Linked DNA regions of Homo sapiens: region 2 is linked to region 1. A link is a loop called in an ENCODE intact Hi-C map of the cell type or tissue named here. Cell type or tissue: dorsolateral prefrontal cortex. All regions are shown on one strand.

Region 1 (8,000 bases):
TCTGGATTTGGGCACAGAGGGAGATCAAACTCGGGTGGGATATCCAGTCATGCTGTCTGCTTTGTTTCCAGGGGTCTTCACGGCTTCTCTGCCCAGGGGCCAGAACCGAGGAGGCCAGGAGGGCTGCTGGGGCTAAGGGGTCTAAGGACCTCGTTGCACACGCTACCAGGAGCAGGGGCATGGAGCACAGTGAGGGGGCTCCCGGAGACCCAGCCGGTACTGTGGTACCCCAGGAGCTGCTGGAAGAGATGCTTTGGTTTTTTCGTGTGGAAGATGGTAAGTGGTGAGAGATTGACGGCAGGGGTGGGGGTGTGCCCCTCAACACAGAGCAGAGTTTGGCTGAAGGTCCTGACACTGTCGTCCCCTCCAGGTCAGGCGGTACATTTCCTCCAAGACAGGGAATCAGTCGGGGTGTCTCAGTACCCAGAGGGGTCTGGCTGGACCGCCCCTTCCTTTTCTCAGGGTGTGGTCGCTTATTTATGCAGCCCTCCAATCATCACATTTATTAAGCTCCTACTCTGTACCAGACACTGTTCTCAGCACTGGGGCGACAATAGTGAATAAAACACAAAAATCTCTGCCTTCATGGAATGTACATTCTAGTGGGGATTAAAAATAAACAACTAAAACGCATAGTGCGTTGGTGATGAGTAATAAAAAGAAAAATTAAACAGAGAAAGAGAATAGGAAGTATGCAGCAAGGGCAGTAATGTGGTCAAGGAAGGCCTCACTAAAAAGGTGACATTTTTATCATCAGGAAGGTGACTTGCAGGAAACTAAGGAAATAATTAGGTATGCAAATTATTTGGGGGAGGAACATTCCTGGAGGGAGGACAGCAAATGCAAGAGCTCTGAGGCTGGACCCTGCTTCATTTGGGTACAGCATGGACAAATCTTGAGTAGCCACATTCAGTTTAGTCACTTCATGTATTATCTGTGGGCAGTTGCCATTCCTTCCACCCTTCTCCCTGCCTTCTTTCTTTCCTTTTTTTTTCTTTCTTCTTCTTCTTCTTTTTTTTTTTTTTTTTGCCTTTTTTTTGAGGCAGGGTCACTCTGTTGCCCAGGCTGGAGTGCAGTGGTGCAATCTTGGCTCACTGCAAGCTCTGCCTCCTGGATTCAAGTGATTCTCATGCCTCAGTCTCCTGAGTAGCTGGGATTACAGTGTATGCCACCACACCCAGCTAATTTTTGTATTTTTAGTAGAGACAGCATTTCACCATGTTGGCCAGGCTGGTCTTGAACTCCCGACCTCAGGTGATCCACCTGACTCGGCTTCCCAAAGTGCTGGGATTATAGGCGTGAGCCACTGAGCCCAGCCTTCTTTCTTTTCCTTGTGCTCCGCAGGTCCAGCCCAGGCTGGCAAAACTGAAGATTGTGAAGTTTATCTTGGCCCACCTGTCTCCTGCCCTCCGTAGGCCTCTGCCCTTCACCCCTGTTGCCCCACTATTATTTAACTGCAGTACTGTCTCCTCCATTAGATTAGGGCTTCTCCAGAGTAGAGACTGTCTTCCACCCTCCCACCTGTTAGACTGGGAGTGCCCCAGGGCAAGGGGCCCATCTTTGATTAGGGTCTCCACGCAAAGGACAGTTGATGCTGTAAGCTGGGTCTGAGCCCAGGCCCCAGCTGTTAGCGGGCTTGAGAGGTGCCTGGCCATTCCTCAGGGCTCTGTCCTGTGTGTCCTTCCCCAGCATCTCCCTGGAATCATTCCATCCTTGCCCTGGCAGCTGTGGTGGTCATTATAAGCATGGTCCTCCTGGGAAGAAGCATCCAGGCAAGCAGGTGAGGAGCTGGTCCTGGGGGGATGGGGTGGTCTCTGTGGGGTAGAGGCCCTGCCTTCCCAGAGGGAAATCTAGAGAGGGGTCACTTAGGGGTCATTGCTGTCCACCCTTTGGGACAGCAAAATTCAGCCTTCAGTGTCCTTCGAGAACCCCAAGCTGTTAAAAACAAACAAACAAACAAACAAAAAACAGCAACAGTCCCTGATTACCACCCCCTGGCCCTGGACAGGAAGCAGGCATGACCTGGAGGAGTGTAGCCATTCAGAAGGCGAGCTTGCCCCTCTCACCCTATCAGCACACATGCACCTCAGCAAAGTCAACTCAGAGATGAGTGGCTGTCCATGGGTACAGCAGACCTGTTCCCCCTACGACCCAGTCAGAATCTCTAGGCAGACAGCTTACCACCGCTGGGTCCCTCCACTATGGCCAGGAAGTCTAGGGGTACCTTGAATAAAACCAATCTGGAGAGAGGACAGACACATGGGAGTTATTAAGGAAGTGGGCAGTGGGAGCCAATGAAGGTGGTTGGGGGAGGGGAGTGATGTGTACACGATGGGGTTTTAGAAACATGACTGGTGTTGTGCCTAGGCTGGTTTGGAGAAGGAAACACCTAGAGGCAGAGAGATTAGTTAGAAATTTCCTGCAGTAGTGTGAGGGATGAGGTGTGTGGTGACAAGGACCTACGCTAAGTAGGATGACAGTCCAAGGTCAGAGACAGTGTGGTTAGGTGAAAAGAACACAGGATTCAAGAGTCAGGAGGCTTAAGTGCACACACTAGCTATGTGCATCCTTGGCTTTTTTTTTTTTTTTTTTTTTTTGAGACAGTCTCTCTATTGCCCAGGATGGAGTGCAGTGGCACAATCTCGGCTCACTGCAACCTCTGCCTCCCAGGTTCAAGTGATTCTCCTGCTTCAGCCTCCCAAATAGCTGCAATTACAGGCACAACCACACCCAGCTAATTTTTGTATTTTTAGTAGAGATGGGGTTTTGCCATGTTGGCCAGACTGGTCTCAAACACCTGGCCTCAAGTGATCCACCCGCCTCAGCCTCCCAAAGTGCTGGGATTACAGGTGTGAGCCACTGCACCTGGTCTCCTTGAAGCACATTTCCTCACTTGGAAGGTGCGGGGGTGGCAATGATACTTGAGCTCACAGGTGACAGTAAGGATTCCTTGAGATGACACACACTCAAGGGTAAGCCATTTCTCTGTTGAAGGAATATCCAACCATTGCCGCTTCTCCTCTAGTAGCTCCCAAACTGCATAGAGAATTTTCCCCTTAGACTCTTTAAGCCATTTGGGCGACCCAGTCCTGCCCCAACCACTCAGCCCCCCTCATTAACACTGTTCCCTGTCCCCCCAGAAAAGAAAAGATGCAGCCACCAGAAAAAGAAACTCCAGAAGTCCTGCATTTGGATGAGGCCAAGGATCACAACAGCCTAAACAACCTAAGAGAAACTTTGCTCTCAGAAAAGCCAAACTTGGCCCAGGTGGAACTTGAGTTAAAAGAGAGAGATGTGCTGTCAGTTTTCCTTCCGGATGTACCAGAAACTGAGAGCTAGTGAGGGTTCAGAGAAGCCCCATCCTAAGCCAGACACATGATGTGGGCTCAGCTCAGTGGCCTGAAACCTCTCAGGTTTTAGAGTCTCTCCCAAGAAGCCGCTTTTTTCTTTTTCTTTCTTTCTTTTTTTTTTTCTTAGCAGATACAATGAATGAACTGCAAGCAAACTAAAATTCTGTTATTAAAAAAAATCTTTTATTAAAATGCTCCTGGAAGGGAGCAGGTGGTATTGCATAGTTTGTTCAGATGGCAGTGGTACACACACACATACACACACAAGTGGCCTGGAGCAAAAGTGCAAAATCCGTAGCTGGCCTGTGGGTCGGGAAGCCTGTAGGACTGCAAGCATGTGGTCTTGAGTAGTTCACAGCCCCCCTCTGACCTCAGCTCCTCCATTTACAGAATGAGTCCGAAGACTGGGTCAGAGATGCTGTTTGCAATCCAACAGTAGTCCTGAGACGGCTGAGAGGGGAAGGAGCAGGCTTCCAGGCCCAGAATCCCCTTCCCAATCCTTCCACCCACCAGGACCCTCTCTTTTCCCTGCTTGTCTGCTAAGAGTCTGTGCAAGACTTCCCTGGGACCTGGCGTGTGGTAAACAAAATCAGACAACTACCACACTGCCTGCCTTGGACAGCCTTTTCTTGCTAACAGTGGGATCTCAAAGGTGTGTCCTGATCCCATGTCTGAGCCATGGTGTCTTGGTATAAGCTGCGGTGACACCACCAAATAACATAAGCAAAATTTTGCTTTATTAACCCAAAATGCTTTAGGTTCTAAAGTGGGCTTTGAACACTCAGACTCATTGCTGAGGGTCCTGGGTCCTGCCAAACCAGATGACAAACGGGTATACTGTGTTTCTACCTGCAGGGGGGCAGGCCCTGTAGCCCCTGGATGGGTCTGATGCTGCTGTGGGCTCCCTGGAGCCCTGGGTAACTCACTGGAGTGACAACTTTCTTCTGCAGCCTGGATCATTAAGCTTGAGGGAGCTGATGCTGAGGTTCTTTGGACAGAGTCCTTAACAGTGGGAAAACACATGGAGAATCTGTCTGCTGGTGAAAGAACTCTGGGGCTCCTTATGCTGGACAACCTACAGTCCCTCCCTTTTATCCTCATTGAGACGCCAAGTGTTGGAAATACCCCTTCCTGGGGCTTCTGTCCATTGGATTATTTTAACTAGATTTTCCTTGGATAAACTGTGGGGTTTGTAGCCTGGGCCTTCTGTGAAGTCAGCAGATGACAGGAGGGCCAGGCTCTGGCCTCTGAAACTGCAGCCGCCCTGCCTTTCCCGTCCACCAGGTGGCACAAGGACCCCAGGCTGTCATTCCGCAGGCTGTTCTCGGGCCTGACATTGACAGAGCCATCCACCCAGACCATCCACTAAGGCCACAGCTGGCCCAACTGTAGCTGGAGCAGGAAGGGCTGATGGCAGCAGGATAGACACTGCAATTTCTTCCTACTTAAGGCTGACCCCAGGTCTCTGGGTTGTCACAGTGGCTGTTTCCCTCTACGGCCACAGACGCGGTGGTTACCATGAAGACCAAGGCCTGGAGGGAACAGAAGCAGCATCCCTGCCTGCCACTCCAGCTCACACAGTGAATTGAGTGTAGGGACACTGCTTGGTGCTGGAGGCGGGGTCTGCTGTCCATCAGACGGAAAGGCTGGTGGTGAGAAGCCAGTCCCTGTCCTGCTGCAGTCCTGTCCAGCCACCGAGCCTAGGCTTCCTGGGGAGGGGGCCTCAGAAGATCTTGAAGCCCTTCAGGAGAGTCAGGGTAGGCGCCTTGCGCTTGCTCTGGGCCCGGGATGACTTCACGGTGACCAGCTTGGCCTGGGCCACAGTGGGCATCTCCTTCAGGTTGATGGTGGAGAGCGTGTTGAAGGTGCAGCTGGCCAGCCCATGCCGCGCGGTGAGCGGGGCCTGGTGGGGCAGGGCCCTCTCCTCGGAGATGAAGAGGGGCCGGGTCAGGGGGCTCTTCTCCAGCTCCCGCCGTGCCTCTCGCACTGCCTCGTGGAAGACATGCTGCACGTGCTCAAAGTCCAGACAGGCAGAGACCTCGAAAAACAGGCACCCAAACCTGCCTGCCAAAGCCACACCCTCTGCCTTGGTGACTTGCCTGGTGAGGAAGCAGTGTGAGGCAGGGAGTTAGGAGCAGGCTGTGCCAAGTCAGGCAGACCAGCTCCTACACCCAGCGCCCCATGGACTAGCTGGGTGGCCTGGGGTCATCTTCACCTCTCTGAGTCTCAGCGTTCTTATCAGTACAGTGGGTTACTGCCCTCTGCCTCTCAGGGTTGTTAGGATTACGAAAGACAATTTGTTTCAAGTGCTTAGCACAGTACCTGGCACAGAGTCAGTGCTCAATAAATGGTAGCTGATGTCACCCAGGCCAGAATTTTGGGATGAGGGTAAGGGTAAGAAGCTACTCCAAATCCCCTATGCTAGACCCTGCCTGTGGCTGGAGGAAGCAGGCCATTCCCAGCCCCATCTCTTCTCTACCCCATCGTGGGTCCCTGGGGCAGGAAACAGGCCACCCACAGCTCTGGCTTGTGGGATCAGCTCTAGAGAGAAGCAGTCGTTTGGACTGAAGGGTTAGACCACAGAGGTGACTCCAGAAGCCTGTGGTTGGCAGAGTTCTCAGGGCTCCTGGGGTTTGTGTTTGTGAAAATTCATTATTCAAGCCCTCACAATGACAAAGTTGCAGATTCAAGCTCATCATAAAAGCAAATAATAAAACCAGGGCAGAGGCAGGAGAGGGCAGGGGGGACAACATTTCATGGTGAGGAGGGCAAAAGGAGAGAGGGGGCAACACCTATTCTGCCTTGGTCCTACACCACCTCCCGTGAAGGGAGGATAGAATATCCGGAACTTGGGAAGGTCCTGGAGGCTTCTGACCTGAAAGCCATGGGAATCGAGGCGGGAAGAAAAAGAAGACTGGCCTTGCATAGGTCGGATGTCTACAAGAGGGAAGAGATGGGGGGGTCCCTGAGATCTTGGGGCCAAGACTCCACTGGCTGGATCTTCCTGACCTACTGCTGAGCTGTCCCGCTGCCCATTCCCGAGGATAATGGCACAGCCACTAGATGAGAGGAGGCACTCGAGTGGGCCATGGTGGGAAAAGTTTCTGAGCCCAAGGCTGACCTGGCAGGAGCAGGGGCTGAGAGTGGGCTAGCTTCCCAGAGTGCCACTCCATGGTGAGGCACGCGGTCTCAGAGAGAGTGAGTAACTGGGACAAAAAAGAGTCAGAGGCATCGGATCTATTCCCCACCCAGGGCTGGGTGCCGTGGTGCCAGTAAGCTCACCGCTTCCTGAGGAACCCTTTTGGAAAGAACACTTGCTATTATTTGCTTTTATGATGAGCTTGAATCTGCAACTTTGTCATTGTGGGGGCTTGAATAATGAATTTTCACAAACACAAACCCCATGTGTGCGTGCATGTGTGTGAGTGGGTGACAGAGGCACAGAACATTGTCCTTTTTCTTATTTTGTTGCATCCTAGGGAAAATTTTATCAGTGGCTTGGGAAGCATCAACCTAACCGACATTTTACCCTTTTAACAGTGAGACAGTCGTGGGAGACAATGGCCAATGCTCAGCTAAAAGTTAGACTTCCTGTGCTTCCCAGAATCCTAATCTACTAAACTTGGGACTTGATCGAAGAATGAAATAGGAATACATTGTCCTGAGTTGTTTTTAGGGAACGGGTGGGATCAGCTTCATTTGAGCATGTATGCTTTGTTATTTGCTCCCAAACCATTTTAGACAATCCCTTTGGCAAAGATTGGGGTCAAAAGAGTGATCTGTGCTTTTTTCCCTGTACTGAAAACTGGCCTACTCACAATCCAGTCTTCTGACCCCTAAGAGGGTCTGCAATTCCTCAAAGACTACCTTCAGCAGCTTTCAGGTCACATGACTTCCCTCATTCTCTGAGACACAATTTGCCTAGGTCTGAGGGCTTGGCCACCTTTGAAGGCCTCTCACCATAGTCCCCTTTCACGGTCCCACACCTCTCTTTTTCCCACGGCCCATCTGACCCGTTCTAAACAAAGGGTCCCTTCCTTGCTAACACCAGTCAATGTGCCCTTGGGGCCTAGGGCAGCAGGACTGACCAACCGTGAACAGGGAGGGATGAGTGGCTGGTGGAAGGGGCTATCCCTTGCAGGTAGACTGGCCACAGAGGACAAAGGTCAGTGCTGGAGAAATCCAGTGGCATTACTCATCAAGTTCAGGCATCACAGTGTCAAATGCTTCAGGGCCAGGCGGGCAACTTGAATGTGTGGAAAGGGTGGAGGTAAACCACGGGGAGTGGTGAGGCCTGGGGTCGGCTGGAGAGAGCGTGCCCCACCTCAAAGCATTCCAATTCTAGGTCTTTTAAGACACTATGCCAGCCAAGCAAAATATGGCTGCAGTATTCTTCAGTAATGCATCCTCTGGCCCAGTCTCTGACCTCCGATTCGAGTCCAACCCTTTCTAAGAGAACCTGCCCTCAGCCCAGCCAACTGTGGGAGTGAGAGTGGGAGGCTGCGTCTGGGTGAGGTGAGAGCCGATTGGACCAGAGCAGACACCTGACCAAGGAGCCCATCAGAGCCTCTCTCCTTAGAATTGGAATTGGGCACTAGACCAGTCAGCTGCTGGGAGTGAGATCGGAAGGTCAGATAGATTCATGCAAGA
Region 2 (8,000 bases), 48 kb after region 1:
GCCCTCCTGACCAGCTTTTTGGCCAGGACTCTGGCTTTTCAGTATCATCCGAAGGTAGGCGTGACTTTAGATCTGCTCTTAAATCTCAGATCAGCCTGTGGTGCTGTCCTGGGAGGTTCTCACACAGAAAATGAGATAAAAGACATCGTGCGACCAAGATGCAGAGTCAGACCAGCTGGCCTCAACCCCAGTGCTGCCATTGACTGGCTGTATGAACTTCCCTGGCCTCAGTTTCCTCATCTGCAAAGTGGTCATAATGTAATAGCAACCTTGCAGAATTGAGACCTAACTGAATACCCTCAGAGAGAGAGATTCATGCAAGAAAATGTTCAATAAATGTTAGCACCCCTCCCTGCCATTTTAGCCACATGGGGGTCACTATGTTGGAAATTCTCCTCCAGGACAGGGCATGAACTGATGAACCCAGAGTAGAGTAGAAGCAGGAGTGGGTGGGCAAGGGGACCAGGTGCATTTGCCCAGCCCCACCCCGGCTCCTGTTTGAAAGTCACTTCCCTTCTGCCATTCCCTCTGGCAGAAGCAGGCAGCTCTGGACCGCAGGGACCCAACATTCAGTACTCATCAGTGATGATGGAGGTGTCCAAGCCTTCTGATGGTGGTGGGGCAGGAACGGGAGAAAAATGAAAAGTGCCAACTACCCTGGGGCCAGCCATCAAACCATGAAGAGTCCCGATGTTTAGAAAACCACGCAACGAAGGATGTTACTTTCAGGTGGGGACATGGGGGTGTAGGCAATGGCATTCAATGTTACCTCCTGACCCTACTTACAATCCTTCCGTGCCTCCTTTTGCCTATTGGGTCATTTATCAAATTCTCAGGCCAGCCTTCAAGACCCCTAAATCTACCCCCAATTCTCTTTTTCTCATCTCCTACCAGCCTGCCTCATGCACCCTCTCCTCAACAAGACTGGTCAGATCAGGGCCTCCCAAACACTTCCTTCCCACCTCCACTCCTTTATTCACACTGTCCTTCCCTCCTGGAATATCACCCCTTCTCCTTCCTTCAGCATCAGATCTTATCCATCCTTGAAGTCCTGCTCAATGCTTGGTATCTCCATGAAGCCTTTCTTGATCACTGGAACCTTCTTGTGGTAGACTGAGAATGATCATAAAATTTTTTGCACCCTCTCCCACCAAGAGGTGGAATCTGTTTTTCCCCTGTGTAAGCCTGGAGGGGTCAACAACATGCTTTGACCAATAGAATGAGGTGGAAGTGACTATGTACAATTTCAGCCAAGGCCTCAAGAGGCCTCAAGAGGCCTTACTCTTGGAACCAAGTAGGGTGGCTTGCTGGAGATATGTGGCCCAGCTGACAAGTATCACCACCCACTGTACAGTGAATGAGGCCATCTTAGATCATTCAGCCCCAAGTAAGTCACCAAACTGTAGCCACATGAGACTGCAGGTGAGATGAGCAGAAGAACCCCCTAGCTGAGTCCACCTTAAAACTGCCAATCCAGAGAATCATAAGCAAATAAATGGTTGTCTCATGCCACTAAGTTTCGGGGTAGTTTGTTACACAGAAAGAGATGACAGAAACACCCCTATAACACTCATACCACTTCTTCTCCCAGGTATCTTGCCACTAGCACCTCTTTTTGGGCACTTTGGGGGCCCTCACTCCTCTGCAGGTGCTCTTACATTCTTGGCTTGTATCAGGGGTCAAGACCTGCTTCCAAATAGTAGCGTGGCTCAGAGTGCTGTCCTTGGAGTGTCATCATGAGTCTCCGCCATACTTCCAATAGAGTGAACTCTATTAGAAGAATAGAATGTGGGTGAGTAGAACCTGCGTGTGGTAGACTCTGTGATGTTCCATCCACACACCCTTTCACTGCAGGACTTACTGCCCCAGATGCTGGGAGAGCTGGGAGACACTCTTCAGTTGTCTGCCCCTTCAGGGATTACCTTAACTGCAGAGATCCACTTACCTCAGGTCACCCCCTTCCCACATGCAATGACTGATTGAGGCAGGGGTATAAAGGCCTGACCATCTCAGCCCCACTTAGGACAACCCTGAGGGGCCATAGATGCTCCAGAGCTGTGGGGTTGGCTGATGCTGTTGTTGGGCCTATGTCACAGCTCAAAAGGTGAAAATCATGTGGCCACTCACCTGGCTCCAGCATCACAGCTCATCAGCTCTGGGTCCCCCAACTCACCTGGCTCAGGCTCTGCCTCCCTGTCTTCTGCAGAGCTATGATGGCCCTTCGCAGGGGATATCCCAGGGCGACCACTGGCCCAATGAGGTCTTGCTCCTCCTGGCTCAGGGCGGACAGCAGGTCAGCCGCAGTATCAGGGTGTGACTTGTGGGGGTTGAGAGGTTGGGGTGCCCCCCCAAGAGGTGGCAGACAGGTGTACGGGCTGAGGGACTGAAATACAGACAGACTGGACATGTCAGTTACTACAGGAAGTGACACTCAGTTGGGCTGGACATTTTTAAAAATGCCTTTATGTACCACCTTCTGTACAGAGTGTAGGGGCTAATATTATGGAGGGCTTAGAGTCCTGCAGACCCCAGCTCTCTAATGCTTACTCAGTATACTCATATGAAAAATGAGGGCAATCCCTAAGCTACTTCACGGGACTATCAGGAGACTTAAATAAGACAATGTGAGGGACTGGGCGCGGTGGCTCATGGCTGTAATCCCAACACTTTGGGAGGCCAAGGCAGGTGGATCACCTGAGGTAAGGAGTTCGAGACCAGCCCAACCAACGTGGTGAAACCCTGCCTCTATTAAAAAATACAAAATTAGCCGGACGTGGTGGCACATGCCTGTAATCCCAGCTATTTGGGAGGCTGAGGCAGGAGAATCGCTTGAACCCGGGAGGCAGAGGTTGCAGTGAGCAGAGATCGCACCATTGCACTCCAGCCTGGGCAATAACAGCCAAACTCTGTCTCAAAAAAAAAAACAAAACAAAAAACAATGTCAGGAAAGTGACTAGTGAAAGAAATATGAGGTCCATTCTACTATCCCATTTTACAGACATTGAAATCAAGGTTCAGAAACGTTAATGACCTGATTAAGCAACACACGCTTGGTACCTCAACCCTACTTAGGTTTTATGCCCCACACCTTGGTGACAGATGAGCAGGGGTAGGTCTTCCCAACCAGGCCCTCCTTCTTGAATTTGGTTGGGCTGGGGTTTGGCAGGGCATGGAGCAGGGGAGGAACTGGGCACACCAGTTGAAACACACCCTGGATTAAGGAGGGTGACTTGAAGGCATTTCCATTGGTTTGGCCGGCATCGCCCCGAACCTTCTCCCATGAGGAAGTACCTCTCTGCCAGCCCTGAACGTTTCATCCTGTCCCCTCCTCCCAAGGAAAACACAGCTGCCGCCTGGCTCTTGGGGTGGAGTGTATATGTAACACACATGAATCCCCACCCATACGCATCTTCTCAGGGCTCTCCCTGCCACGACCTCACCCTAGGGTCTACCCTTTATTACCTCCAGGGTGGAGAACATCAAAGTTTAGGAGCTGAGTCTACTCTTGTGTCCTTGAAAAAGATTCTTTGCCACTCTGTGCCTCATTTCCATCATCTACAGAATACTGTCCCACCCCCACAGGGTTGTTATGAGAGTTAAATTCATCTTGGCCAGGGAAGAGCCATCCTGGCATCAACATCTGGTCTTGGATGTGGGCATGGCACATCACGCTTACAGAGCCTCTTCTCTACTATGTATGCTCTAAACAACCGTGTGAAGGGTTGTTGGCTCACAGTGCAGGTAGAGAAGGGGTGGTTCAGTGACTTGCCTAAGGTCACAAGCCGGTGCATGTAAGAAACCAGACCTCAGGTCTCTGTCTTGCAGATTGAATTCTACCTTGGCCTTATTCTGCAGCATCTCCTGGCCTGACTGTGGGGCTGCTGGGGGGCAGAAAGCTGTGCCCCGCTGCCACCTTCTGCTGCCAATCCTGACCCACCCCATGTTTTGTGGAGTCTGATACTTACATAATTTGGAAGGCACCTCACAGAAAAAGAACACACAATTATGAATACAAAATTGGGCACAAGGCCTTGGAAGAGACAAAGGGAGGAGCCTGAGGCTTAAGCTTCTGTGGTTTCACTGTAGGGTCACTTCTCCCTGCTCTTCAGGGTTCACTTCCTCCGTCCTGAAGCCTTCTCAGCCTATTGCAGCCCTGACGCTCCCTCAACACCTGATCCCGCTGTACAGTTCAGGGCCTGGTCCCACAACCCTCTTGGCCAACTCTTCATGTCCTGTGGTTTTGACACTCCCAAACCCAGTGTCTGGCAGGAAGTAACTGTGCATTGAATATTCCTTGATTGAGCCTCCAGCTCCCCTAGCTTATAGCAAACCTCAGCCAGTGGGAAGCCCTAGATTTGCGTTGCGTTCATCAATTCAACAGACATCCACTGAGCGCCCCCTATGGGTCAAGTCGGCAGCTGGGTGCTCTGGAAACAAAAATCAGTGCGATCCAGTCCCTGCCCTAAAAGAGCTCAACCTCGTTTAGAAGAGACAGGTCCTGGATAATTAAAACCACTGTGACCTGCTCCCTAAAAAAAAGCAAGGCAGGCACAGTGGGAAACGCGGGGAATGGGGGCTTCTGAGCAGGGACTACTCTACTCTAGTCAAAGGGCCGCAGGAGGACAACACGGTACAGGCCCAGGTGGGAGCAGGTCAAGGGAGGATGCAGGAGCGCGTGGAGTAGGGGACCGAGGCTGCGGGCTGGGCTGGACACCCAGATTATGGGGCCTGGGCTGCTGATTGGCGGCCTTGGAGGGGCGGGCAGAATCCTTACCGCGACCGTAGGCTTGTGGCTCCGCAGCGGGGGGATGGCGCCTGCCGTGGAGGGCCGCGGGGGCGACGCGGGGGCGGCGGGGTGCTGGGGCGCGGGCCCCGGGGGTGATGCAGACCTGGGGGACTGCGCAGGGCTCGGGCACAGGCTCAGCGCGCGGTGGCCGCGGAGGCCATGCAGGAGGGCGCGGGGCCGGGAGACCAGCTTCCCCTCGGAGAGCCGCCGCCGCGCCCCTGCCAGCTCCAACCGCACGCCGCGTAGCACGTCCAGCGAGCACAGGCGACGGCCGGGGCCGGGGCTCGCCGGGGAGCCCGGTTGGAGGCTGCTGGGGGCCGGCTCTTCCTCGCTGCCAGAGGAGGCTTCTGCCTCGTCCTCACCCTCCTCCTCCGGCCTCTCCTGGTGTCCGGCCTCCGGGTCTCTGATTGTGGTGGGCGCAGGCGCCAGCCCATGTTCGGGGCTGACTAGCAAGAGCCAGGCTGGAGGGGCTGACGCTGTCCCCGGGTCACCGCACTGGTACGGGCTGGGTCCCTGGCCGGCGGCCTCCACCCAGAAGAGTGCCGTCCTCTCCAGGCTGAAGTCGTGCTGCGGAAAGAAGGCGACGTAAAGCCCAGGGCAAACCAGGACCCCGGGGGCACAACACTAACCCCTGGCCTGGGGGACCCTGTTCAGCCAGAGACTCTCTAAGCCTGGACAGCGTCAGATTCTGAGCCCCGGGCTTCCATCACAGCCCACTCTACCCTGGGTTTTAGCTAACACTGTGGTCGATGGATACCAATAACAGTTTAATGGCAAACTGGCATAAATGACAAAGTGATGAATTCGTCAGTCGAATGAAATGTAATGAAACCCAACATCTAAATCCCTTTGCCATTCAGTATGTAGTTGAGCAAAAACTACTTAAAAATTTTCTCCAATAAAGCTTATTCTTAGCAAAGAAGCTTTCACCTGAGCCCAGCAGTTTGCCAATGAGTAGTCTGCCTTGGAGGCCCGCCCAGGCAGACAAACCTCCCTATGGAGTGATTCCTGTCCCCAGCCCCTTTGCTGCCACCAAGGTTACTTTGGGGTCCTGGAAATGTCATAACCACTAATCTTTGTGGAACTCTACTTAGTATGGTCTAGTGTCATTCCTATTTCCATATTATGAAAATGGAGCTCAGAACATTGAGTTTGCTAGAAGTTAGATTGGCAGTGAGTGGCTGAGCTGGTTTTCCTGTCGGTGGACCTGATTGTAGTGCTTTCTCCACTTCGTATCAGACCACCTAAAAAAGCAATCTGGAGTCCACATAAATAATCTAACTCTAGAGTTTATAAAATGAGGCAAAAATGACATATTCCTGTTCCCTACCTTTAAAATTAAGAACAGCAAACATAAGACTCCATCAAAAATATGTAAAAGTTTTAAAGGCAATTTGTTCTACCATGGCCAGTTAAGGAAGAAAGAGGCTAGGGGTTGGGGAGTGAGGCAGAAAGACAGGCACAGACACTCAGACACTTAGATCACAGGCACAGCTCCCTCTCACCCATGACCCTACCTTGGGGAGAGGAGCATAAGTTAGCTGCTCCAGTGTGACTCCCTGAGTTCCTCTCTGTATCTTCAGGGCCCAGGGCAGGCCTGGCCCAGAGTGGACATTTGTAAGTATGTGCAGAATAAATGGTTAGAGAAAGAGATTGGAGCAAAATAGATGGGTTGTGAAGGACAGAGAAGGCAAAAAGACTTCAGAACTAATGAGGCATACTTGGAGAGAAAGAAGCTAAGAAATAGCCAGCAGCACTCAGAGGGATTAAAAAAATACCAAGACCCAATAAAATGCCAACACTTGATTTTGGAACTATGCAAGATGATTCTAAACTTCATATAAAAACAAATAAGGGCTGGGCTCGGTGGCTCATGCCTGCGATCCCAGCACTTTGGGAGGCTGAGGCAGGTGGATCACCTGAGGTCAGTTCAAGACCAGCCTGGCCAACATGGCGAAACCCCACCTCTACTAAAACTATAAAAATTAACTGGGCATGGTGGCACATGACTGTAATCCCAGCTACTTGGGAGGCTGAGGCAGGAGAATCGCTTGAACCTGGGAGGTGGAGGTTGCAATGTGCCAAGATTGCACCACTGCACACTCCAGCCTGGGCGACAAAGCGAGACTCTGTCGAAAGGAAGGGAAGGGGAAGGGAAAAAAGAAAAGAAAAGAGAGAGAGAGCGAGACAGAGAGAGAGAGAGAAAGAGAAGAGAAGAGAAGAAAAGAAAAGAAAAGAAAAAGAAAAAGAAAAGCCAGAAACTCTGGAGACAAAAACATAAATAAGGAGAACTGGCCCTACCATCTATTAAAATATAGAAGTTCAATAATTAAAACTATGGTACTGGCACAGACAGATTAAAGGTACATAATAGAAAATCCAGAAATAGGCCTTAATATATTATAGGGATTTAGTAACTAATACGGGTGGCATCTCAAGCAATAGGAGAACGATAAAGTTCTGGTCAATAAATAGTGTTAGGCTGGGCACAGTGGCTCATCTGTAATGCCAGCACTGGGAGGCCGAGGCCGGAGGATTGCTTGAGCCCAGGAATTCAAGTCCACCTGGGCAACATAGTGAGACTGTCTCTACAAAAAATTTTGAAAATGGCCAGGTGCGGTGGCTCACGCCTGTAATCCCAGCATTTTGGGAGGCTGAGGCGGGTGGATCACGAGGTCATGAGATCAAGACCATCCTGGCCAACATAGTGAAACCCCATCTCTACTAAAAATACAAAAAATTAGCTGGCTTTGGTGGTGCATGCCTGTAATCCCAGCTACTCGGGAGACCATGGCACGAGAATCACTTGAACCGAGGAGTCGGAGGTTGCAGTGAGCCGAGATTGCGCCACTGCACTCCAGCCTGGTGACAGAGCGAGACTCTGTCTCAAATGAAAAAAAAAAAAAAAAAAGAAAATTAGTCATGGTGGCACTTTTCTGCAGTCTGAGCTACTTGGGATGCTGAGGTGGGAGGGCTCCTTGAGCCCAGGAGGTTGAGGCTGCAGTGAGCCATGTTCATGCCGCTGCACTCCAGCCTGGGCGACAGAGTGAGGCCCTGTCTCAAAAAACAAAAGCAGGTCGAGCACAGTGGCTCATGCTTGTAATTGCAGCACTTAGGGTGGCCAAGGTGGGAGGATCACTAGAGCCCAGGAGTTCAAGACCAGCCCGGGCAACATGGTGTGAAATCTCATCTCTACAAAGAAATATAAAAAATT

The links. Hi-C counts contacts between places; a loop is a spot of excess contacts. Peaks named below come from ENCODE experiments on the same cell type or tissue, not always from the same donor. Only the 100,000 strongest peaks of a DNase experiment are listed, where the experiment ranks them.
Region 2: a loop joins it to region 1, with 3 times the contacts of the local background. A loop is called at or near these places in 63 of 110 quality-filtered maps.

What each region holds. Positions count from the first base shown.
Region 1 is chr15:65,049,826-65,057,825 of GRCh38, forward strand. It overlaps SLC51B (SLC51 subunit beta), which reads left to right. Exons shown (of 4, transcript NM_178859.4): 2 at 72-276; 3 at 1,690-1,780; 4 at 3,141-3,572. The coding sequence starts at 180. The coding sequence ends at 3,339. RASL12 (RAS like family 12) reads right to left here. Exons shown (of 5, transcript NM_016563.4): 5 at 3,512-5,449. The coding sequence ends at 5,074. Among named protein-coding and RNA genes, the nearest start is that of SLC51B, 8.4 kb to the left of the region's middle. RefSeq lists enhancers at 4,607-5,107, 5,108-5,608. In dorsolateral prefrontal cortex, CTCF peaks have their summits at 4,638 (motif pointing right) and 4,846; a DNase peak (open chromatin) is centred at 4,656; H3K4me3 peaks cover 256 bases; H3K27ac peaks cover 2,508 bases.
Region 2 is chr15:65,097,332-65,105,331 of GRCh38, forward strand. It overlaps UBAP1L (ubiquitin associated protein 1 like), which reads right to left. Exons shown (of 6, transcript NM_001163692.2): 3 at 4,775-5,353; 4 at 2,174-2,383. Among named protein-coding and RNA genes, the nearest start is that of UBAP1L, 14 kb to the right of the region's middle. In dorsolateral prefrontal cortex, a CTCF peak has its summit at 4,406 (motif pointing left); a DNase peak (open chromatin) is centred at 4,400.